2 separate regions of the Homo sapiens genome follow, and region 1 is linked to region 2. A link is an interaction called in ENCODE POLR2A ChIA-PET data of the cell type or tissue named here. Cell type or tissue: PC-9. All regions are shown on one strand. Each heading gives the region's core, and the rest is flanking DNA. Links, peaks and the distances in the headings are about the cores only. Region 1 overlaps CELF1 (CUGBP Elav-like family member 1). Region 2 overlaps FNBP4 (formin binding protein 4).

Region 1 (12,844 bases), core at 2,190-10,189, 220 kb before region 2:
GGTACTGTAAAAGCAACATGTGGGCAGCACCCCCTCTTTTTTTTTTTTTGAGACAGAGTCTCGCTCTGTCACCCAGGCTGGAGTGCAGTGGCGTGATCTCAGCTCACTGCAAGCTCCGCCTCTCGGGTGCATGCCATTCTCCTGCCTCAGCCTTCCGAGTAGCTGGGACTACAGGCACCCGCCACCACGCCTAATTTTTTGTATTTTTAGTAGAGATGGGGTTTCACCATGTTAGCCAGGATGGTCTCGATCTCCTGACCTCGTGATCCGCCCACCTCGGCCTCCCAAAGTGCTAGGATTACAGGCGTGAGCCACTGCGCCCGGCCACCCTCTTTTTTTTTTTTTAAACAAAATATTTCATAAGTATTCCTTCCTGTTTTAATTTTTCCATTTCCCCAACTTTAATTAATTATACTTACAACCATATTTTGGTTTATCTTCTACCAGGATTTCTTCCATGCATACAATAAAATGTACAAACACTCAAATACACAAAATTTTCCTTTTTTTTTTCCCCCCAGATGGAGTCTTGTTCTGTTGTCCAGGCTGGAGTGCAGTGGCATGATCTCAGCTCACTGCAGCCTCTGCCTCCCGGGTTCAAGCAATTCTCCTGCCTCAGCCTCCCAAGTAGCTGGGACTACAGGCGTGCACCACCACACCCAGCTAATTTTTGTATTTTTTAGTACAGACAGGGTTTCGACATGTTGGCCAGGCTGGAACTCCTGACCTCAAGTGATGGGCTCACCTTGGCCTCCCAAAGTACTGGGATTACAGGCATGAGCCACCATGTCTGGCCTCAAATACACAGAATTTTCAAATTCAATATTATACTAAGTATAATACTGCACAACCTACTTTTTTGCACCTAACAATGATAAACATTTTCTCGTAAGCAGCCATTATTAAAGGATCAGAGCCACAAATGGCCTAAAGCTTGACTCTGCCAATAGCATCCTTGCATATTCACAACCAATAAATAGAACTACCTCCCTAATCTAGCTCACCTCCCATTTAGTTATATGATCTTTCCATGAGTATATAAGCACCTAAACCAGAGGTCGTCTCACCTGAGAGACACCCTATTTTAGAGGCACTCAGATGAGGCAAACAGAGCATGCAAAAAACATTTTTAAAAATCTCTTTTTGGCCAGGCATGATGGCTCATGCCTGTAATCCCAGCACTTTGGGAGGCCAAGGCAGGAACATCTCTAGCACCCAGGAGTTTGAGACCAGCCTCGGCAACATAGCAAGACCCTATCTCTACAAAAAAAAAAAAAAAAAAAATCAGACAGGCATGGCAGTGCACGCCTGTAGCCCTAATTTGGATGCTGAGGTAGGAAGATTGCTTGAGTCCAGAAATTTGAGGCTGCAGTGAGCCATGATCGTGCCACTGCACTCCAGTCTGGCTGACAGAGCAAGACCTTGTTTCAAAAAATAAAATAATTTAAAAAATCTCTTTTCCTATTTCCTCCCCAAATGCCCACACACTGGGTGTAACTCTCAAATCCCCCGTATTTCCTCTCTGCTCCCCAAACAGCTTCCTACTGTGGTGAGAGCTGGGAGGTGGGAGGAGGAATCTAATTCTTTCTATAGTTCCTGTTTCTTTACCATGGCAGTACTGTCAACAATGGACAACAAATTGCTGGATGCAGCAGTAGCAATTTACATATGGTAGCTAAGCTAATGCACAGCTTTCTCTGGGCAGAATTACTAACGCTTCTACCTATCATTGCAGTTTGAACCCAATGTTCCAGGCACACCAGTGTTAAGTATTTGCCTGGTGGCTTCTACCTTCAAAGGCACAGGGAATGATACACAGAAGTAATACACAGAAGTGAGGGAGGTGGAGGGAGTGGGAGCTCTGAACCCACCGAGGGAGGGTGCTCGCTCCAAGGACTGTGACACCAGACAAAGTACCTAATTCAAACCCAAAGGCTCAGTCATTCAACCTTTCCATAATATTCATGATCACTTGCTCAAATCTGGCATGTTCTAAGACCACAGTTCCTTCTTAGTTTCACTGCCCTGCCATGAGGCCAAATCTGTCTTATCTAGTGAGTCACTACTGCTCCTCTTTCCAACTGCATTTTGATTTCAGCCCACTTGTGCAGCTCATCAGGGCTGCACCATATGTTAGTACCATGTAGGCAGAATGTGACTAATTTTTTTCTCAAGCCCTGTCAGAGCGACTTTTAAAATCACCTTATAATCTTGATGTCTCTTGCGGAGTCATTATAACACATAACCTTTGGAAAGGACTATAATTATTTTTCTGAGTGCTCAAAGGAGATTCTTCAGCATTTTCATTCCCATTTTTCAGATGAAGGAACTAAAGGGAAGATAAGGGATTAAGAGACCTGGGTTCCACAACCAACCACTGGGACTTGGACTTTCTTGAGTCACAGTGCTGTATTTGGTAAAATAAGGCAGCTTGTAAAATGCCTTTTATTGGGAAACTCAAAATATTACTTTGCCTCTCTTTATTATTTACTTATTTATTTTTTTTTAGATAGAGTCTTGCTCTGTCACCCAGGCTAGAGGGTAGTGGTGCAATCTTGGCTCCCTGCAACCTCTGCCTCCCGGGTTCAACATGGTGAAACCCTATCTCTACTAAAAATACAAAAATTAGCTGGGCATGGTGGCAGGCGCCTGTAATCCCAGCTACTTGGGAGGCTACGGCAGGAAGAATTGCTTGAACCCAGGAGGTGAACTGAAATCATGTCACTGCACTCCAGCCTGGGTGACAGAGCAAGACTCTGTCTCAAAATAAAAAATAAAAATAAAAAGAGAGAGAGAAAAGGACTGAATGGCCCATGGACCACAAATGTTTTTTGAATTGGTCAAGATCATAATAAGTGAGTGAAAGTAATGCTCTAATACACTGAAAGTAAAATAGAGATGACTTGCAGATTTAGCTAGTATCACCAAATTCCCCCGAATTTAGTTTAAAAGGAAGGCGAGCAGCTGCTTCCACCTCCTCTAGGCAACCTGCCTCTTCTCCAACAATAATAGCAATAATGGTTGCTACAGCTGATAATTAAGCTCATCTCAAGAGGGTTTCTTAAATCTTCCGGGTATTGCAGATCCTATGTTTATTCTAGCAACTCTTTAGGGTAATTGCTTGACTGACATTGCAATTATTAGGCCTCCCCATCTCCATTAATAATATTCTCTTTTTTTTTTTTTGTTTGAGACAGAGTCTCGCTCTGTCGCCTAGGCTGGAGTGCAGTGGCATGATCTTGGCTCACTGCAATCTCTGCCTCCCAGTTGTAAGCAATTTTCCTGCCTCAGCCTCCCCAGTAGCTGGGACTACAGGCCCAAGCCACCAAGCCTGGCTAATTTTTATATTTTTTTAGTAGAGACAAGGTTTCATCATGTTGGCCAGGCTGGTTTTGAACTCCTGACCTCAGGTGATCCACTTGCCTCAGTGTCCCCAAGTGCTGGGATTACAGACATGAGCCACCACGCCCAGCTCACTAGTATTTTTCAATGGATAATATCACTTGCAAAATATAAAAAGGGATAGTATCTCATCAATATTGAAAACTGAGCTGAGCACAGTGGCTCACACTTATAATCTCAGCACTTTGGGAGGACTGCTTGAGCCCACAAGTTCCAGACCAGCCCAGGCAATATAGTGAGACTTATCTCTACAAAAAAATTCAAAAATTAGCTGGGTGTGGTGGCACGTGCCTGTAGTCCCAGTTACTTGGGAAGCTGAGGCGGGAGAATCACTTGAGCCCAGGAGGTCGGGCTGCAGTGAACTGTGATCATGCCACTGCACTCCAGCCTGGACAACTGAGAGAGAGCCTGTCTAAAAAAACAAACAGAGAAAAAAAAAAAAAAAAAAAGACATGCCCTTTGAATTCAGCAATCCCAGTTCTAGAAATATAGTTTACAAATAATCTTGTATCTGATGTATACAAAGTATGCAAAGGGGCATTCATAAGAACATTGTTTACATCAGCAAAACCTGAAAACATATGCCCATTAATTGAAGGCTATTAAATACAGTATAACCATACAACAGAACACTATGTAGCTATTAAAGAAAATAAGGCAGCTAACTGATCAAGACGTATTCATATAATAAGAAAGGAATTACACATGGCTTGTATATGAACAGAGTATCTCTGGATGGATAAAGAAATAACTGCTAACAGTAGTTGTAGAGGTGGAACAGTGGTTGAATTGTTTACATGTGAACACGTTACCTATTCTACAGAAATTTTTTTTTTTTTGAGACGAAGTTATGCTCTTGTTGCCCAGGCTAGAGTACAATGGCGCAATATTGGCTCACTGCAACCTCCGCCTCCCGGGTTCAAGCAATTCTACTGCCTCAGCCTCCCGAGCAGCTGGGATTACAGGCACCTGCCACCAAACCCAGCTACTTTTTTGTATTTTTAGTAGAGATGGGGTTTCACCATGTTGGCCAAGCTGGTCTCGAACTCCTGACCTTAGGTGATCGACCTGAAGTGCTAGGATTACAGGCACGAGCCACTGTGCCCGGCCTACTGAAAATTTTTTTAAAGAAAACTTGAGCTTTTGGAGCATGGCAACCTAGCCTGCAGACACCGTATCCCCTTGTCCACTTCCCCCTGCAACCCATAAGTCCATTCCTACCACTTAAAAAAAGGAAAACTCGTGGAACTATAAAGCACAAAGTAAAGAAAAACCTCAACTCATACTCTTTTCCAAAACAGCATTTTGGTTTTGTATTTTTTTCCTGCTTTGCCTGAAACTTCTGTGTGGAAACTGCCATTGTCCAGGTGATCCAGCAGTATATCATAATTACATCACACCATTTTAAATGACCCCAGCAACTCAAATAACGTTCATGCAGCTGGGACCTCATCATGTATGGCCTATTTACAAAGTCTGAAGCTATTTCAATCACTCAGCTGTATAGCTATACATTTTCTTCAATCAACCTTTCCTGCCAAGGCAAAGTGCAACATTAGCTGGATTCCAGTAAAGAAGGCAAGGGACAGGGTGAGATAATATGTCAAAACAAGTTCTATAAATACAGCTTTTGGCTTGTATCTCAAAAAGGAATCAAAAGAGCTTCAAGTTTAAACAGAAAAACCCTACAGTCCCTGCAGTATCTTACTTGAAGGCTCTAGAGAACAGAAGACACCAGGGAACTGGAATCTTATTTCTCACACTGTAATATCTTGTCTCTCTCTCCCTTATCTCAGGGGCAGGTTTAGATGCAATTGCAAGCTTTATCATTCCAACTCTGCATCTCCCCTGCCTCTTTTCTTATCTTACCACCTCTACCCTACCAAACACATCAATTTCCTTCCTCTCTGTGAGGCTGCTCCACCTCTTAGGCAGACAGGCCCAATACACACAACATACAACAGTCTTTCCTTAGCACTAGCCACCTAACTTCTATCATCTCCAAAATCCTTGACCAAGCAGCCAAGAACCCTGCCTTTACCATCTGCCCCAACCTCACCATCAAACACACGGGCACTCATGCGGGATGCTTCCATATGGTCTTGTTTCAGGAGCTTTGCCCTGTTCTGTTGAAAAGCAGGAAACTTTATTTTCTTTCTGTTCTTAAATTCTTAATTCTATAAAACTAGAGAAACCAGAAACTACTTCTGTAGAGACACTTCCTGAGACAGTTAGGTTATAGGCCAGAAAATGCAAATTTTGTACCTCTGCTTCAGCCAATCAGGGAACATGTTCAGCAAAGCTTGATTCACCCTAAAGGACGCACAGCCCTAAGACAAATTCTATTCTATTCTATTATCACTTTTTAAAAAAAGTTACTTTGGCTGGCCTGTAATCCCAGCATTTTGGGAGGCCGAGGCAGGTGGATCACTTGAGGTCAGAGTTCGAGACCAGCCTGGCCAACGGGGTGAAACCCCATCTCTACTACAAATACAAACAAATTAGCCCGGCGTGGAGGCGGGAACCTGTAATCCCAGTTACTTGGGAGGCTGGGGCAGAAGAATCACTTGAACAGGGAGGCACAGGTTGCAGTGAGCTGAGATCACACCACTGCACTCCAGCCTGTGTGACAGAGCGAGACTCCATCTCTAAATAAATAAATAAATAAATAAATAAATAAATAAATAAATAAATAAGGTACTTCAATTATCATGCTTTCATCACTCTGCAATTGTGCTCCTAAAGGTGCTTCTCGCCGGGCGTGGTGGCTCACGCCTATAATCCCAGCACTTGCACTTTGGGAGGCCAAGGCGGGTGGATCACAAGGTCAGGAGATCGAGACCATCCTGGCTAACACGGTGAAACCCCTACTGAAAATAAAAATTAGCTGGGCGTGGTCGTGGGCGCCTGTAGTCCCCGCTACTCGGGAGGCTGAGGCAGGAGAATGGCATGAACCCAGGAGGCGCAGCTTTTAGTGAGCTGAGATCGTGCCACTGCATTCCAGCCTGGGCGACGGAGCCAGACTCCGTCTCAAAAAAAAAAAAAAGGAGTGCTTCTCACATTTAAATACCCACTTAAATCATCTGTCACATCCTTCAAATCACTCCTAAAAAAACTCAACTGTTCCACAAAATTTAACTTGTCAGTGCTTTGATTTCATTTTTACAAAAACAAGCTCTTAAAAAAAAAAGCCAGGAGATCTATCAATCAAAAAAGCAACTACATTTTTAGAAAACATCTACTATATACCCAGAACTAAAGAGGATACCAAAAAAAAAGGCACAATCCCTGTCCTTAAGGAGTTAATGGTCTTGTTCAGAAAATACGACTTGCACTAGAAACAAGAAACATGGGAGAGCATCTATCTAAGGGAAAATGTTACCATAAATGTGAAAGACTTAAAAAATCTCAGGAGAGCTGATTCTTATTTCCCTGTCTAAATCAAATTTTTGTGCTATTTCATCACACTGTCCATGATACAATACATTTTTTGCTACCCTCCACTGAATTACATGGCCTACTAATAATTCCTTCATCATCATTTCTTTTGAACAGACTTCTCTGTGTTTTCCTGTCACTCTCACACAGATTATAAGTTTATGGATATGGCAAAACTTGCTGGTTCTACCTTCCCATGCTCCCCTTGTAAGGGCATCTCCGGAAGATGTGTGGTGCAGGAACGAGGTAAAGAAGCAGGCCAGGCACTGTGGCTCATGCCTGTAATCCCAGCACTTTGGGAAGCCGAGGTGGGCAGATCACTTGAGCTCAGGAGTTCAAGACCAGCCTGGGCAACATGGCAAAACCCTACCTCTACCCAAAAAATACAAAAAAATTAACTGGGCATGGCGGCATGTGCCTGTGGTCCCAGCCACTCAGGAGGCTGAGGTGGGAGGATCACTTGACCCTGGGAGCAGAGGTTGTGGTGAGCCAAGATTGTGCCACTGCCCTCCAGCCTGGGTCAGTGAGAACCAATCTCTTCCTGCGCTCCCCCCCGACCCAAAAAAGGCTAAAATTAATTCTGCTTTCAATATCTTCAGTAAATAGTCTGGTACTAGTGGAGATAAACTAGTAATTTTAGAGATGTTTCACAAACTTGTTACTTGGCTTGCTGTTCTTTACCACCAATAAATGAACTAGAGGGCCGGGCGTGGTGGCTCACGCCTGTAATCCCAGCACTCTGGGAGGCCAAGATGGGCGGATCACGAAGTTAGGAGATCGAGTCCATCCTGGCTAATACAGTGAAACCCCATCTCTACTAAAAATACAAAAAAATTAGCCGGGCATAGTGGCGGGCGCCTGTAGTCCCAGCTACTCCGGAGGCTGAGGCAGGAGAATGGCGTGAACCTGGGAGGCGGAGTTTGCAGTGAGCCGACGTCGTGCCACTGCACTCCAGCCTGGGCGACTGAGAGAGACTCCGTCTCCAAAAATAAAAAATAAAATAAAAAATAAATGAACTAGTACAGTTGATGGTGATCTGCAAAACCAAAATCATATAGTTATTTTCATAAGGAAATTCTAAAATGAAAATGGGTTAGACTGATTCATAATTTAATAATCTCAAATAACAAAGTGTGCTAATAAAATAGACAAATATTTACTACAAACCCACAATGTACCCTATACCTAGACTCTAGAGTCATACCACTGCTTTCTAATCCCAGTTTTGCTGCTTACTAGCCAGGTAACTGGGGAAATTGTTTAACTTCTTCATAAATACCTCTGTTTCTTCATGCACAAAATGGTTACACAAACAGTATCTACCTTACAGGATATTTGTTAGAATTAAATTTATACATGTAAAGCATTTAGAATAGTGCCTGACACATAGAAAGTGCTCAATAAACATTTGCTACTATTATTATTCTGGGCACCAAGCTTGGTGTTTATGGTGGAAAAGAATGAGTCCCAAAAAATTTCAGCCTGTTACATGATGATTCTATCTCTTCAAAATAAAGTACCTGATCTTAAGATGTACTGTACAACGCTCAATGGTTATGTTACTCAAAGACAACAGGTTCATCTGTTTACTGAGCTAGAAACATAGTGTGTAGTTTCACTTTTTAAAATGCAACAGCTATGCTGATTTTTTTTTTTTTTTGACACGGGTTTTGCTCTTGTTGCCCAGGCTGGAGTGCAATGGCATGATCTCAGCTCATCACAACCTCCATCTCCCGGATTCGAGAGATTCTCCGGCCTCAGCCTCCCGAGTAGCTGGGATTACTGGCATGTGCCACCAAGCCTGGCTGATTTTTTTGTATTTTTAGTAGACACGGGGTTTCTCCATGTTGGTCAGGCTGGTCTTGAACTCCCGACCTCAGGTGATCTGCCTGCCTCGGCCTCCCAAAGTGCTAGGATTACAGGTGTGAGCCACCTTGCCCAGCTGAAATTTTTTTTATCATTAACACTTGAAGTAGGCCGGGCATGGTGGCTCAAGCCTGTAACCCCAGCACTTTGGGAGGCCAAGGCAGGTGGATCACCCGAGATCAGGAGTTGGAGACCAGCCTGGCCAACATGGTGAAACCCCATCTCTACTAAAAATACAAAAATTAGCTGGGCATGGTGGTGGGCGTCTGAAGTCCCAGCTACTACTACGGAGGCTGAGTCAGGAGAACCCGGGAGGCAGAGGTTGCAGTGAGCTGAGATTGTGCCATTGCACTCCAGCCTTGGTGACAGAGCAAGATTCTGTCTAAAACAACAACAACAACAACAACAAAACGCCAGGCACAGTGGCTCAGGCCTGTAATCCCAGCACTTTGGGAGGCCAAGGTGGGTGGATCACCTGAGGTCAGGAGTTCGAGACCAGCCTGGCCAACGTGGTGAAACCCCATCTCTACTAAAATACAAAAATTAGCCAGGTGTGGTGGCATGCGCTTGTAGTCGCAGCTACTCAGAGGCTGAGGCAGGAGAATTGCTTGAACCTGGGAGGTGGAGGCTGCAGTGAGCTGAGTTCGTGCCACTGCACTCCAGCCTGGGCAACAGAGCGAGACTCCATCTCCAGAAAAAAAAAAAAAAAAGCAAACTTGAAGTAATAAAATAGGCTTCATTTATTTAAAAAAAAAATTGGGTACCTGAGATTATTCCAAAATATTTCCTAGCAGGAGGGGGAAGTGAATAGGTAAGAATTCTGGCAGCAATAGGCTGACAGATCTTGCACCTCCAACTGGGCCTGTTAGAGTCCAGTATATCTTCATTATGGATTACCAAACCACTTGTTCTGAGAACACTTATTTATGTATAAACATTTATTCATTCCTTCCATCAAACCAAAAAAAAAATTTCTTTCATGAAGCTTTCAAAATGGACACACTGGAAAAATATAAACTAATAAAATGAGACCAGGGAAGTTATAAATTTTAAAAAAGGCCAAGAACAAAAAGAAAGCTAGAATATAGGTGTGCTAATCAGAGTGTCACTTACTGAGGCTGAGCTGTAAAATCAAAGAGCTGCCACTGATTTTAATCTCCAATGACAGGCTCTACATAGGGTGCACAATGATTCATAGTATAAATGGGAAAACATTAGGACAGTAAAATGAGAAGGGCACTAAGAATAGCCAAGAAAGAGAAGATGAAGCAGATATAATGCCACACTCAAAAGAATTTGGAAAGTCAGTAAATATACAGGATCCAGGAGAGGCTAAGCACCAGGTCCTAGACCCTAAACAAATAAGCATCCAAAACCTACAATGCACAAGGTGCAGAAGAGATCCCTAAGTGATTCAGAGCCAGAATACATCAGTGTATAGTCACACAGAACTCTGCATCCATACCACACAGCCACAGAAGAAGCTGCCTCAATCAAGGTGTTTCTCCAGCATTTAATAACGTCCTTTCCTCTCCTCATTGACTACAGTTACAAATAGTATGGGCAGAGAACTGTCTCATCCCCACTCAGCTGACAAGTTCTATTCCCAACACTGCATGCTTATGACTCATGAGGGGATGGGGGAGGGGAGTGAAAGGAAACTGTAAAACAAAGCAACAAACTTGAATTTAGACTTACACTGACCAGGAGTAAGAATTCATCACTGTTTAATTAGAATATCTCATAACAAACCAAGAAAGTATCCTTTTAAAATACAGTAACAAACCCAGTATCTTCTGAAAATAACCTGAAATTTGTCTACATGTCATGTCTTCTGCTATTCCTTAAACAGACATGACACCAAAAGGCATTACAAGGCCTCTGTAAGGCCAAACTTTACAAAGCACTCAAACAGCGCAAACAGCATAGGTTGCTGTGGGGCCCAAAGCAACAGGGCATTCCCCACAGTTCCTTTCCTGGCAGACAGCGAAGTCAACACACTTAACCCCTACTGCACTCTTTCAAGATGTGCACTAAATCATTTCTTAAAGGGGTGGAGGTGCCTCATCTTTTTATACTCAAATTTTATGTCAAAAAATTTGAGTGCCAGGAAAGGAATTCAATACCACCCCAAGAGCTGATCTTTGTGACCTGTAACAAAACAAAGAGGAAAAAAAAAACACTACCACTTCAACAAGGTATGTTTCTAAGGGAACCCAAAGACCATTTCTGACATCACATTTCCCTGTTTGGTACCCTCTCGCCAAGACGGTATTTTGTTAAATACAAATCTTGTCTCCTCACCCCATCCCTAACAACCTGAAGCATTCTCTACAATTTACAATTGACAAACCTGAACACAGCAAAACAACAAAGACAAACGAGTCACCTCTTTCACTTGAAAACCTCAGTCCTCCACAGAGACGCACACAGACAGACAGATGGATGCACGTAAGAACACAAACTGTGTGCCCTGGCTGAGTCCTGAGCAGGTCTGAGCCGGTGCGGGTGCCAAAGGGTGGCCACACGGCCTAGCTAGTGGGCTGCTCCTGCTGTTGCTGTACAAATATAGCAAGCTAAAAAGTGGAACAGCAGCTTCAGCAGAACAGATTCTGCTCCGTGCTCAGAGAGGGAGGAGCAGGGAACTGAACAGCTTTACCCATACATGGTTGCTGAAAGGGGGCCATTAGTGAAAGCCCAATTATCTCACACACATGCATTCTGTTCACATGCTCCAGACAAAAAACAGAAACACACAGGCTGGTACTTGAAATAAGGTTTGAGATATTCTATTTCAGTCAAGGAACTTCCAAATAATTTCAGTCACTGACACCAAGAATCCCTCAGCCACGGGAAATGGAAAAGACATTTGAAAACCTTTACTAGGTCAGATTCTTCCCAGATCAGCAGTAGTGGTGAGGCTCAATTTATCATTTAAATCCTAAAATTTAACATGCAAAAAAAGGTTATTCTCCATTCGAGTGAACAATGTTAACTTTCACTAGTTCCTTGCTGCTTTCAGAATGAAGGTCTCATTCCAACTGTGTATGTTTTGAGCTCTTTTTTATTTTATGGTTGATACAAGTTAAAATAAACTCTAATATAATTTTTAAAATCTATGTCTGAGGATGATGGCTTATATAACCAGAAGCCAAATATTTGTGTTCCAAAAATTATTTTACTTAGAACAATTCATTTAGATTCACTTCAATGTGAAGTATGTGAAAAGCTTAATTGCTGACCAGAGTGAATTTTCCAACAATAAGAAATGCATGGCTGATTGGCTCAAATGATTCTATTCTTCAGCCCTTACTGAAGTACTTAGTGCATACCACCTATGTAATTTTATTCCCCCCTTATAGAGATGGGGTTTCACCATGCTGCCCAGGCGGGTCTCAAACTCCTAGGTACAAGTGATCCACTCACTTCGGCTTGCCAAAGGGCTGGGATTACTGGCATGAGCCACCAAGCCCAGCCTGGTTATGTATTTATTCGGTATCATAGGGGCTACAGCACAAATCAAAACCATAGTATCAGTGACCTCCAATCTAATTCCTAGATGAGATTAACATGAGATATTAATAATAAAGGCAGACAGTACATGACTACTGCACTAAAGCGTGGGGTACAAACTATAAATGCTATACACATTAAGAGAAGAGAGGCTGGCCTTGATAGCTCACATGTATAATCTCAGCACTTTGGTAGGCCAAGGTGGGTGGACCACTTGAGCCCAGGAGTTTGAGACCAGCCTGGGCAATGTGGCGAGAACCCGTCTCTATCCACAAACAAACAAAAAAACAAACAAAAAAAAAAAAGGAAGAAAGAAAAGAGAGAAGAGAGACTGAGAACAGACAGACCTAGACTTTCTTGCTTATCCCACCTACCAGAACTCTCATTAAGGGCACCTGCGCACCAGGAGTGGTAGCTCACGTCTGTAATCCCAGCACTTTGGGAGGCCAAGGTGGGCAGATCACCTCAGGTCCGGAGTTCGAGACCAGCCTGACCAACAGGGAGAAACCCCGTCTTTACTAAAAATACAAAATTAGCCAGGTGTGGTGGTGCATGCCAGGTGTGGGGGTGGCTGAGGCAGGAGAATCGCTTGAACCTGGGAAGCGGAGGTTGCCGTGAGCCAAGA
Region 2 (12,844 bases), core at 1,668-9,667:
CCATTTTGTAAAGTATGCAGGTTACAAATAGGACTCAACTTTTCTCTTTAAACAGACTTATAATGCTTTAACACTTACAAAGTACCTTCAACATTACATGGCCTCATCTGACCATGATAATATAATTTTAATTTGTGAGAAAAAAGTCTATTTACTGTGCTTTGGTTAACACAGTTTTATTTCCTGGATTGTCGGCTCAAATATTCTTCAAGGTTAAAAATTTAAATTTAGGCTTAAAATGTAAGCAAGACAGAATCGTTAACACATACAGCATTTCATTCAAACACTTAACTGTTTATGCCAAAAAAAAAAAAAAAAAGACTTACCTCAGTCTGTAAGAGCAGCACATGAAAGTTGGAGATGGATTGTCTATTAATGCCTAGAAACTCGAATTTACTTGTCAGGGTATTTGCCAGTTCTCCAATCTGAAACTACAATGCAAAAAAGAAAAAAAGTAAAACTAGAATCCGTAACATTTTCTGTATTATGTACAATCCTTCATTTATTCTTATAGATATTAGAAATATGGGTCTGCCTATAAACAGCCTTCCCCAAACAGCTGTATTTAGTTATCCAGAATATAAAATTCTAATTTATAGTAACATAATACACATAACAAAGTGACAAATAATGACAGGAATCAAATGCATATCTACATAATCACAATGCATTTTAAAAATTATTCAAAACAATTATTTTGTTTCAGACAAAGGTCTTGCTATTGCCCAGGATGCTCCTGAACTCCTGGTCTCAAGTCAGCCTCCTGCCTTAGTCTCCCAAAGTGCTGAGATTACAGATGTGAGCCACTGTGCCCAGCCCATCATAATGCATTCTAATACAACATGGAATTCAATAGTTGCAAATGGATCCCAATATTGAAAAGCTAAACTCAAAGAGTAGAATTAGAATGGTGGTTGCTAGGGGCTGGAGACAGGGGAATATGGGGAGATGTTGGTCAAAGAATACAAACTTTCAGTTATAAAATAAATTTTGGGGCTGGGTGTGGTGGCTCACACCTGTAATCCCAGCACTTTGGGAGGCTGAGGCAGGTGGATCACAAGGTCAATAGATAGAGACCATCCTCGCCAACATCGTGAAACCCCACCTCTACTAAAAATACAAAAATTAGGTGAGGATGGTGGTGCACACCTGTAGTCCCAGCTACTCGGGAGGCTGAGGCAGAAGAATTGCTTGAACCTGGGAGGTGGAGGTTGCAGTGAGCCAAGATTGTGCCACTGCAATCCAGCCTGGTGACAGAGCAAGACTCCATCACCCCAACACCCCCCCCCCCAAAAAAAAAGGAAATCTAAAGCACAGCATGGTGACTACAGTTAACAATACCTGAAATTTGTTAAGAGTATAGATCTGATGTATCATCCCCACATACAAACACAAGACAACTCTCCAAGGTAACGTGATATGTAAGTTACTTTACCTGGTTTGTGATAATCATATCATAATATATACATATAACAAATTATGACATAGTACATGCAAGATATATGTATAGTCAACTACAGCTCAACAAAGCTGGAAAAAATAGATCCTGAATGATATAAATACCAATATTGTCAAATTGCCATTTATCCATTAATTGCTTATATTAGCCACCTGCTGAAGCCTGAAACAAAATTAATTATTCCAGTCCCTTCTACTTGGTTGTTCCCTAACTAGTAACTGGATACTCTTTCAAGTCAAAAGAATATGTTAAGTGGTTTTTCCAACAGACCACCCTTAAATAGCTAATACTTATTTGGTCTAACTCTCCCATGAGATTAGGTTAGAAATGCAATTCAAACTAAATTTGCCTTTGTGTAAAGACAAGTATTTCACACAGGAATTAAATCTGTGACTTTTCTCCCAAACTAGAGAAGCCTATAAGCTACTGCTTCTCAAACAAGAGGCTTAATTTGAAGAAAGCAATTGAGCAGTTAGAATTTTAGATAATTTCTCAGTATCAAGTCAGCCTTAATTATTTCAGACTTAAATATGATCTTTTCACCTAACCAAGTAAACAATTTAGGTTTGGAAACAGTAAAGATTATTTTTACTACTTGTTAACAGAAAGCAGTTTAATAAATGGCATTAAAAAAAAATGGGGCCCGGTGCGGTGGCTCATGCCTGTAATCCCAGCACTTTGGGAGGCCGAGGCAGGTGTATCACGAGGTCAGGAGATCGAGACCATCCTGGTTAACACGGTGAAACCCCATCTCTACTAAAAATAAAAAAATTAGCCAGGCGTGGTGGCGGGCACCTGTAGTCCCAGCTACTCGGGAGGCTGAGGCAGGAGAATGGTGTGAACCCAGGAGGCGGAGCTTGCAGTGAGCCGAGATCATGCCACTGCACTCCAGCCTGGGAAACAGAGCGAGACTCCGACTCACAAAAAAAAAACACTTGCCAGGCGTAGTGGTGGGTGCCTGTAATCTCAGCTACTTGGGAGGCTGAGGCAGGAGAAGTGCTTGAACGTGGGAGGCAGAGGTTGCAGTGAGCCAAGATCGGGCCACGGCACTCCAGCCTGGATGGCAGAGCAACACTCTCTCTTGGGAAAAAAAAAGAAAAAAAAAAAAAATTTGGCGGGCCGGGCGCAGTGGCTGACGCCTGTAATCCCAGCACTTTGGGAGGCCAAGGTGGGGGAATCATGAACGCCAGGAGTTCGAGACCGGCCTGGCCAACATGGTGAAACCCCGTTTCTACTAAAAATACAAAAATTAGCTGGGAGTTGAGGTGCGTGCCTGTAATCCCAGCTACTGGGGAGGCTGAAGCAGGAGAATGGCTTGAACCCAGGAGGCAGGCAGAGGTTGCAGTGAGCTGAGATCGTGCCACTGCACTCCAGCCTGGGTGACAGAGCAAGACTCCGTCTCAAAATAATGATAATAATAATAAAAATTTGTCAAGTTGCATTAAGTAATATACATACTTTCAAATCCTGTTCTTCTTCTACTTTTGGTGTTGTCTGTACTTTTATTTTCTCTGGAGATTCTTCTACTTCCATCTCTTTATCTGAATTCTCATCTATTTTTTCTGAATTTTCAGCACCAATTGCTGTAAAAAAAACATGTAAAATTAAACCAAAGTACCAATACTTATAGAACACTATATACCTTTTCCCCCATAGCAGATATCTGCAAAAGATTATTAGTTCTTTCTCTCTTGCCTGTTTTACTTACTTGTTAAAACTCTTCAAACATGTCAGCCTACTGTCTATATAACCCAAAAACAATTCAGGGCCGGGCACAGTGGCTCATGCCTGTAATCCCACCACTTTGGCATTTGGAGGTGAAAAGATCACGAGGTCAGGAGATCGAGACCATCTTGGCTAACACAGTAGAACCGTCTCTACTAAAAATACAAAAAATTAGCCACGCATGGTGGCATGTGCCTGTAGTCCCAACTGAGGCAGGAGATATGCTTGAACCCGAGAGGCGGAGGTTGCAGTGAGCCGAGATTGCGCCACTGTACTCCAGCCTGGGTGACAGAGTGAGACTCCATCTCAAAAAATAAATAAATAAAATAAAAATCCTTTATAATCAACTTTCTTAAAATACATCTATAAGTAAAATTTACTTTAGCCTATCAAATTACCCTTAAGTTTCTGCTTTCCCCTTCTCCTTAACATCTTTTCTAATCTTCTCTTCCAGAATACCACTGCTTCAATTACTTATAATAGCTAGACAGCAAACCTGAGTATGTAAGAATTCTTTAACAAGTTGCAGGGGAAGGTGCTCAAAAGAGCAACATTATTAGCATTATTATTTTTTAGAGACAGGGTCTCATTCTGTCGCCCAGGCTGGAGTGCAGTGGCATGATCTCGGCTCACTGCAGCCTCAACCTCCTAGGCTCAACGGATCCTCCCACCTCAGCCTCCCAAGTAGCTGGGACTACAGGCAGGTGCCACCGTGTTCAGCTAGTTTTTGTATTTTTAGTAGAGATGGGGTTTCACCATGTTGCCCAGGCTGGTCTCAAACTCCTGGACTCACGCAATCTGCCTGCCTCAGCCTCCCAATGTGCTGGGATTATAGGTGTAAGCCACTGCACCCAGGCTGCATCATAATTTTTTTTTTTTCTGAGATGGAGTTTCGCTCTTGTTGCCCAGGCTGGAGTACAGTGGCGTGATCTTAGCTCATTGCAACCTTTACCTCCCAGGTTCAAGTGATTCTCCTACCTCAGCCTCCCAAGTAACTGGGATTACAGGCATGTGCCACCAAGCCTGGCTACTTTTGTATTTTTAGTAGAGATGGGGTTTCACCATGTTAATCAGGCTAGTCTCGAACTCCTGACTGGTGATCCGCCCGGCTAGGCCTCTCAAAGTGCTGGCATTACAGGCGTTAGCCACCACGCCCGGCATGCATCATTATTTTCAAACCATCTGGTAACTTCCTTCCTGAACTGGTGAAGACCTACAGACATCTATATTGAATCCACCTACTTAGTTGGTGCTATTGGTAATGGGAATCTCCAAAAGAGAAGAGGTCTACCAACTTAAAACGGAGCACACAATATGAACTCTTTTATCTTTGCTTTCCAACACCTGCATACTCAAACTAATTCACACAGTCTGAATGACTGCCAGTTAAAAAGCCAAAAATGGCCGGGCATGGTGCCTCACGCCTGTAATCCCAGCACTTTGGGAGGCCGAGGAAGGTGGATCACCTGAGGTCAGTTCAAGACCAGCCTGGCCAACACGGTGAAACCCTGCCTCTACTAAAAATACAAAAAATTAGCTGGGTGTGGTGCTGGGCGCCTGTAATCCCAGCTACTCAGGGGGCCGAGGCAGGAGAATCGCTTGAACCTGGGAGGTGGAGGTTGCAGTGAGCCGAGATTGCACCATTGCAGTCCAGTCTGGGCAACAAGAGCAAAACTCCGTCTAAAAAATCATCATAATTTTTTAAAAAGCCAAAAATACCTCAAATGTGAAAACCGTGACTTTGGGTAATCCTTCATCTTCAGGATTAAAAGTAAAAATGTAACTTTAAATAGCTTTTAATATTTTAAACTTTTTTTTTTGAGATGGAATCTTTGTCGCCCAGGCTGGAGAACAGTGGAGCTATCTCGGCTCATTGCAATCTCAACCTCCTGGGTTCAAGCAATTCTCCTGCCTCAGCCTTCCAAGTAGCTGGGGCTTCAGGTGTTTGCCACCATGCCCAGGTAATTTTTTTTTTTTTTTTTTTTTTTTTTTTTTTTTTTTTAGTAGAGACAGGGTTTTGCCATGTTGGCCTGGCTGGTTTCAAACTCCTGGCCTCAAGTGATTTGTCCACCTCAGCCTCCCAAACCGCTGGGATTACAGATGTGAGGCACGGCGCCTGGCTTTTTTTTTTTGAGGCACGGTCTTACTCTGTTGCCCAGGTGGGAGTATAGTGGTATGATCACAGCTTATTGCAGTCTTGACCTCCTCCAGCCTCATTTTTTGTTTTTTAGTAGAGACAAAGTCTCACTATGTTGCCCAGTTTGGTCTCGAACTCCTGAACTCAAGTAATCCCCATGCCTCAGCCTCCCAGAATGCTGGGATTAAAGCTGAGCTATTGCATCCGGCCTAAAACTTTTTATTAAGTCCTTAACCTTATAATATAATAGCCTGGCTCTCCTTTTACCTGATCGTTAATATTCCCTCTTTATTATCAAATTGTCTGAAACAAAATCTTCCCACTAATCCCATTTATTAATTTTTAATGCCATTATATATTAAAAGTCTTCTATCTGGTGGCAGGTCCAAGAATTTAACAATTTTAAGGATGGCTAGAGTTAAAGACTAGAATGTTTTGGAGGGCAAGTACACAGGCTCTATTAAATTAGAATGCACACACCCCTTTGACCTGGCAATATACCACTAGGAATCTTTACTGCTGTGAAACTAGAATGTACATAAAATATATTCATCAGGATGTTACCACAGTATTATTTATTGTGAAACAGGTTAACAAATGCATATAATATAAAGAATAAAATTAGCTCAGTGAGGTGGCACAAGCCTATAATTCCAGCACTTTGGGGGAGCGAGGCAGGAGCATCAATTGAGCCCATGAATTCAAAGCTGCATTATGATTATGTCAACTATATTCGGCCTGGATGACAGAGTAAAATCTGTCTCCTTTTTCTTTTGAGATGGGAGTTTTGCTCTTGTTGCCCAGCCTGGAGTGCAATGGTGCGATGTTGGCTCACCACAACCTCCATCTCCCAGGTTCAAGCGATTCTCCTGCCTCAGCCTCCCGAGTAGCTGGGATTACAGGCATGCGCCACCACGCCCGGCTAGTTTTATGTATTTTTGTTTGTTTGTTTGTTTGTTTAGTAGAGACAGGGTTTCTCCACGTTGGTCAGGCTGGTCTCGAACTCTCAATCTCGGGTGATCCGTCTGTCTCGGTCTCCCAAAGTGCTTGGATTATAGGCGTGAGCCAGGCCAACATCCTCTCTCTTAAAAGAAACAAAAATTCAAGTAAATTGGTCAGGCGCAGTGTCTCACGCCTGTAATCCAAGCACTTTGGGAGGCAGAGACGGGCGGATCACCTGAGGTCGGGAGTTCGAGATTAGCCTGGCCAACATGATAAAACCCTGTCTGTACTAAAAATACAAAAATTAGCTGCGCAAGGTGGCGTGCGCCTGTAATCCCAGCTACTCGGGAGGCTGAGATAGAACTGCTTGTACCCGGGAGGTGGAAGTTGCAGTGAGCCACGATCGTGACACTGCAGTCCAGCCTGGGTGACAGAGTGAGACCCCGTCTCAAAAAAAAAGTAAATATAACATGGCTTATTAAAATATCAAAATATTAACATGTTAATATTGAGTCTTCCCAGGTTTCTCTGCCATCACAGCCACACCAGATATGACCTCTACCCTCATGGTGCCAGTCATTATGTTCCTTTAGCTTCCTCATGGACAGATCTTTAAGCACAACATACATATGTATTTGTTTTTTTTTTCCCCGAGACAGTCTCACTCTGTCGCTTAGGCTGAAGTGCAGTGGCACAAACTCGGCTCACTCCAACTTCCGCCTCCTGGGTTCAGGTGATTTCCTGCCTCAGTCTCCCAAGTAGCTGGGATTACAGGCGAGCACCACCAGGTGCAGATAATTTTGTATTTTTAGTAGAGACGGGGTTTCACCATGTTGGCCAAGATGGTCTCGATCTCCTGACCTCGTGATCCACCTGCCACGGCCTCCCAAAGTGCTGGGATTACAGGCATGAGCCACTGCACCCAGCCACATTTTTTTTGTGTGTGTGATGGAGTCTCATTCTATTGCCCAGGCTGGAGTGCAGTGGTGCCATCTCAGCTCACCACAACCTCCACCTCCCCAGTTCAAGAGATTCTCCTACCTCAGTCTCCCAAGTAGCCGCCACGCCCAGCCTATTTTGCAGTTTTGGTAGAGACGGGGTCTCACCATGTTGGCCAGGCTGGTCTCGAACTCCTGACCTCAGGTGATCCACCCACCATGGCCTCCCAAAGTGCTGGGATTACAGGCGTGAGCCACCGTGCGCCAGTCTGTTTTTCTTTTTCTTTTGAGGCAGGGTCTTGCTCTGTCACTCAGGATGGACTGTAGTGGTGTAATCATAGCTCACTGCAGCCTCGAACTCCTGGGCTCAAGCTATCTTCCTCCCTCAACATCCTGAGTAGCTGGGATTATATCCGTGTGCCACCACACTGGCTAATTTTTAAAAAACATTTTAGAGACAGTGTCTTGCTATATTGTCCAGGCTGGTCTTGACTCCTGGCCTCAAATGATCTTTCCGCTTTGCCCTCCGAAAGTAAATATTATTGTTTCTATGATTAAGCCACATTGATGCACATAACTATGGTATGTTCACTTTGTCACTGCTGCTTAGTATTCCTTTCTAAGAATATACCACAGGGCTGGTCGCAGTGGCTCACGCCTGTAATCCCAGCACTTTGGGAGGCTGAGGCGGGTGGATCACAAGGTCAGGAGTTCAAGAACAGCCTGGCCAAGATGGTGAAACCCCATCTCTACTAAAAATACAAAAATTAGTCAGGCGCAGTGGCAGGCGCCTGTAATCCCAGCTACTCGGGCGGCTGAGGCCGGGGAATCGCTTGAACTCGGAGGGTGGAGGTTGCAGTGAGCTAAGATCATCCACTGCACTCCAGCCTGGGCGACAGAGTAAGACTCCGTCTCAAAAAAAAATAAAAAAATAAAGAATGCACCACAATTTATCTATGATACCTCTAATGGACATTTGAGTGCTCTATAGGGTTTTTTTTCATAGCACAAATGCAGCAATTTTTTTTAGTGAAACATGGACACAATTTAAATGTCCATCAACAGTGGGCAGAGTTAAATACGCACATCTACACCACTCAGTTTTAACCAATGAACAATAATTTTTAAGGCACGTTGTTAAGTGAAAACTGTATGTTGCCTAATAATCTATATGCTCTCATATATGGTAAAATTTACATATATACACATAAACACACTCATACATACCTAACTGTAAACGTATATAAAGAACATGGTCTGGAAGGATATATGTTTATAAAGGACAGAGAAAATAGCTGGGCACAGCTGGGATTACATGCCTGTACTCCCACTGCTTTGGGAGGCCAAGGTGGGCAGATCACCTAAGATCAGATGTTTGAGACCAGCCTGGCCAACATGGTGAAATCCCATTTCCACTAACAACACAAAAACTAGCTGGGCATGGTAGCAGGCGCCTGTAATCCCAGCTACTCAGGAGGCTGAGGCAGAGAATTGCTTGACCCCGGGAGGTGGAGGTTCCAGTGAGCAGAGATCGTACCACTGCACTCCAGGCTGGGGGACAGAGCAAGACTCCGTCTCAAAAAAAAAAAAAAAAAAAAAAAAAAAAGGACCACGGGGTAGGGAATGAGAATAATGAAAAGATAAAGAGGATTTACAGAATTTTCCTTTATGTTATTTCGAACTGCCAACTGAAAAGAAAAAATTCAGGCTAGGGGTGCTGGCTCATGCCTGTAATCCCAGCACCTTGCAAGGCTAAGGTGGGCAGGTCACCTGAGGTCAGGAGTTCGAGACCAGCCTTGCCAACATGGTGAAACCCCATCTCTACTGAAAAATACAAAAAATTAGCTGGGCGTGGTGACGGGCGCCTGTAATCCCAGCTACTCAGGAGGCTGAGGCAGCAGAATCACTTGAACCCAGGAGGCACAGGTTGCAGTGAGCCAAGACTGCACCATTGCACTCCAGCCTGGGCAACAAGAGTGAAACTCCGTCTCAAAAAATATAAATAAAAAGAAAAGAAAAAATTCAAACAAGGATGTCTTTCTTTATTTAACACCTGTATTGTTGTTTTTTTTTTGTTTGGTTCTTTGTTTCTTTTTTTTCTTTTATCAAGAAACAAGGGTCTTGCTATGTTGCCCAGCTAGCCTGGAACTCCTAGGGTCCAGGGATCCTTCTGCCTCAGTTTCCTGTGAAGCAGCACTGGGCTGTTTTTGAACCACGATCCATAAAAGTATTTTCTTCTAGGTGTACTCAACTAAGGTTTGGCGTCCTTATCTTACTGCTGACTTTCCACTACAGAATTAGGGCCACAGCTGAAAGCGGTGGCTCACGCCTGTAATCCCAGCACTTTGGGAGGCGGGCGGATCAACTGAGATCAGGAGTTCGAGATCAGCCTGGCCAACATGGCGAAACTCCGTCTCTACTAAAAATACAAAAAATAGCCAGGCGCGGTGGCAGGCACCTATAATCCCAGCTACTCGGGAGGCTGAGGTAAGAGAATTGCTTGAATCTGGGAGGCGGAGGTTGCAGTGAGCCAAGATCATGCCTTTGTACTCCAGCCTGGGTGACAGAGTGAGACCTCCGTCTCAAAAAGGAAAAGAAAAAAAAATAATTAGGGCCAAATGGAGATTAAAATATTAGCTTCATCCAGGGATCTCTGAAAATAGATTAAAAAATGCAGCAGGAGCTCTTCGACCTTACCATGAATGAATGATAAGGTCCTTATTACCTGAATGAAGACAACTTGGGTCCTCATGACACAATCAAACTCTCTACCCACCCACACAGAGGCTGGGCAACGTAGACAGAGAGAAGAAATGGGACTGGACTCTGAATACACCACCATCCAGTGGGTGTCAGCCTCTCAGGCTCTTACTCCTCTACTAGAAAAAGATCTGGAAAAGGTAGAGAGGTGGATGGAAGCTTCCTTCCCAGCACTTCTCCCAAAGAGTAAAAGTACAATCTCCTGTTTTGTTGAAGAGGAAACAAAAAAAGACAAGAGTTTCCTTCCCCTCTATATCTTTCAACTCTGAAGTTTAATGTGAAGCACAAATTACCAGTTTCTCCATTTTCTGGAGTATCTCGTCCAGTTTTACTAGAACTCCTACTGGTAGATTCTGGACTGGTAGCTCGAACAAACATCTTCCATTTTCCTCTTTTAGACATAAGCCTACGCATTCCATCTTGAGATGCTGGCTGGCTGATATCAGAACGTGGACTAGACCCTGACACACTACCATCTCCTTCCTCCAAGGCTCGCAACTCTGCCTACAAAGAACATGACAATTAAGTTAGTGTCATTAACTGCTTATTAATATGTATAATCAGAATAATAAACAAGACTATGTTGTTGAAATTTAAATTCTTTGAGAACAGAAAGCACTTTTTTTTTTTTGGAGACAGGCTCTCCCTCTGTTGCCCAGGTTGGAGTGCAGTGGCATGATCATGGCTCGCTGTAGCTACAACCTTCTGAGCTCAAGCAATCCTCCCACCTCACCCTTCCAAGTAGCTGGAACTACAGGCACATGTCATCATACTTTTTTTTTCTAGTAAGAGATGATATCTGGGTATGTTGCTCACATTGGTCTCAACTTCTGGGCTCAAGTGATCTCCTGCTCAGCCTCCCAAAGTCCTGGGATTACAGGCATGAGCCACTGCACTCGGCCTACTCACTCTATTTTTATTTTTTAATTTTGCCCATTTTTTTGTGGGTACATAGTAAGTGTATATATTTATGGGATACATGAGATGTTTTGACACAGGTATGCAATGTGAAATAAGCACATCATGGAGAATGGGATAACCATCCCCTCAAGCATTTATCCTTTGAGTTACAAATAATCCAACTTCATTCTTTAAAGTTATTTTATAATATACAGTTATTATTGACTAGTCACCCTACTGTGCTATCAAATAGTAGGTCTTATTCATTCTTTCTGGTTTTTTTCTGGTACCCATTTGTATAAGTCTGAGTAATGTCAAGTCTCTTTATTGATTATCAACTACCTGTTGTGGGAAGTCAGGGATCCTGAATGGAAGGACCAGCTGAAGCCATGGCAGAGGAACATAAATTGTGAAGATTTCATTTTAATATGGACATTTATCAATTCCCAAATAACACTTTTACAATTTCTTATGCCTTTCTTACTTTAATCTCTTAATCCTGTTATCTTAGTAAGCTGAGGATGTACATCACCTCAGGACCACTGTGATAATTGTGTTAACTGTACAAATTGATTGTAAAACGTGTTTGAACAGTATGAAATCAGTGCACCTTGAAAAAGAACAGAGTAACAGTGATTTTTAGGGAACAAGGGAAGAAAACCATAAGGTCTCACTGCCTGCAGGGTCAGGCAAAAAGAGCCATATTTTTCTTCTTGCATAGAGCCCATAAATGGACATGCAAGTAGGGAAGATATCGCTAAATTCTTTTCCTAGCAAGGAATATTAATATTAATATCCTGGGGAAGGAATGCATTCCTGGGGGTAGGTCTATAAACTGCCGCTCTGGGAATGTCTGTCCTATGCGGTTGAGATAAGGACTGAGATACGCCCTGGTCTCCTGAAGTACCCTCAGGCTTATTAGGGTGGGGAAAAACCCGGCCCTGGTAAGTCTGTGGTCAGACTGATTCTCTGCTCTTGAACCCTGTTTTCTGTTGTTTAAGATGTTTATCAAGACAACATGTGCACCGCTGAACATAGACCCTTATCAGTACCTTTTTGCCCTTTGAAGCACATGATCTACTCCCTGTTCTTACACCTCCTCCCCTTTTGAAACCCTTAATAAAAAACTTGCTGGTTTGAGGCTCGGGTGGGCATCATAGTCCTACCGATATGTGATGTCACCCCCGGCGGCCCAGCTGTAAAATTCCTCTCATTATACTCTTTCTATTTCTCAGCTGGCCGACACTTATGGAAAATAGAAAGAACCTAGGTTGAAATATTGGGGGTGAGTTCCCCCGATAACTACCAAAAGTATCATCAAGGACCAAAAAACCTACACCTCTGTAGTTTAAAGTTTTTGCTGCATAAGCTTCAACATACCTAGATGATGGGATAAGAAAAACAAAATCCCAATAATGGTTGTAAGTCAAGCACAATGATCCCTGTAGAGTAGTACTGAGGAAAAAACATTCTACAAGTAACTTTCAAAAGCTTACTTTTTTCCTTTCCAAAACTAGCTCCAGTTCAAGGGTATCTTGTTCCTCTTCCTCCTCACTTTCTCCAGATTGGACAACACTGCAAAGATCCTCCTGAGAAGGGTCTTCTATATTGTCCAACATAATTTCCTGTGGCTTTACTATTGTTGTTGCTTCTTCTACTGTTGTACTTGTTTCTTTTACTTCTGAAACTGGCTCCTCTTTACAAATTACTTTTCTTCTCCATCTCTCTTCTTCTTCTTTTATTCCCTCAGGCAATAAAGGAGCAAGCAGCGATGCTGCCACCCCTTTCTTCTCCTCCTCACTATTTGAGAGAGCCTGAATTCCTTCATTTACTTCCTATAAAGAACAAAATAATTTAGTCTCATTTAATTCTGAAACAAATCTCACCTGCACATACATTCAATTGCACACACATTCATATTAACTGTTTTCAGTAGCTGAATACTCAAGGTAAAAACGACTTTTTTTTTTTTTGAGATGGAGT

The links. Peaks named below come from ENCODE experiments on the same cell type or tissue, not always from the same donor. Only the 100,000 strongest peaks of a DNase experiment are listed, where the experiment ranks them.
Region 1: POLR2A ChIA-PET joins it to region 2 with 18 read pairs; 2 of 35 experiments call an interaction of 5 or more read pairs at or near these places.

Annotation. Positions count from the first base shown.
Region 1 is chr11:47,513,429-47,526,272 of GRCh38, forward strand. All of the region lies in intron 1 of CELF1 (CUGBP Elav-like family member 1), which reads right to left. Among named protein-coding and RNA genes, the nearest start is that of CELF1, 33 kb to the right of the region's middle. RefSeq lists silencers at 132-271, 11,410-11,469. In PC-9, for the core only: no CTCF peak of the experiment used is centred there; no DNase peak of the experiment used is centred there; H3K27ac peaks cover 3,951 bases.
Region 2 is chr11:47,733,699-47,746,542 of GRCh38, forward strand. FNBP4 (formin binding protein 4) reads right to left here. Exons shown (of 17, transcript NM_015308.5): 7 at 12,358-12,696; 8 at 10,255-10,465; 9 at 2,918-3,042; 10 at 327-431. Among named protein-coding and RNA genes, the nearest start is that of AGBL2, 25 kb to the left of the region's middle. In PC-9, for the core only: no CTCF peak of the experiment used is centred there; no DNase peak of the experiment used is centred there.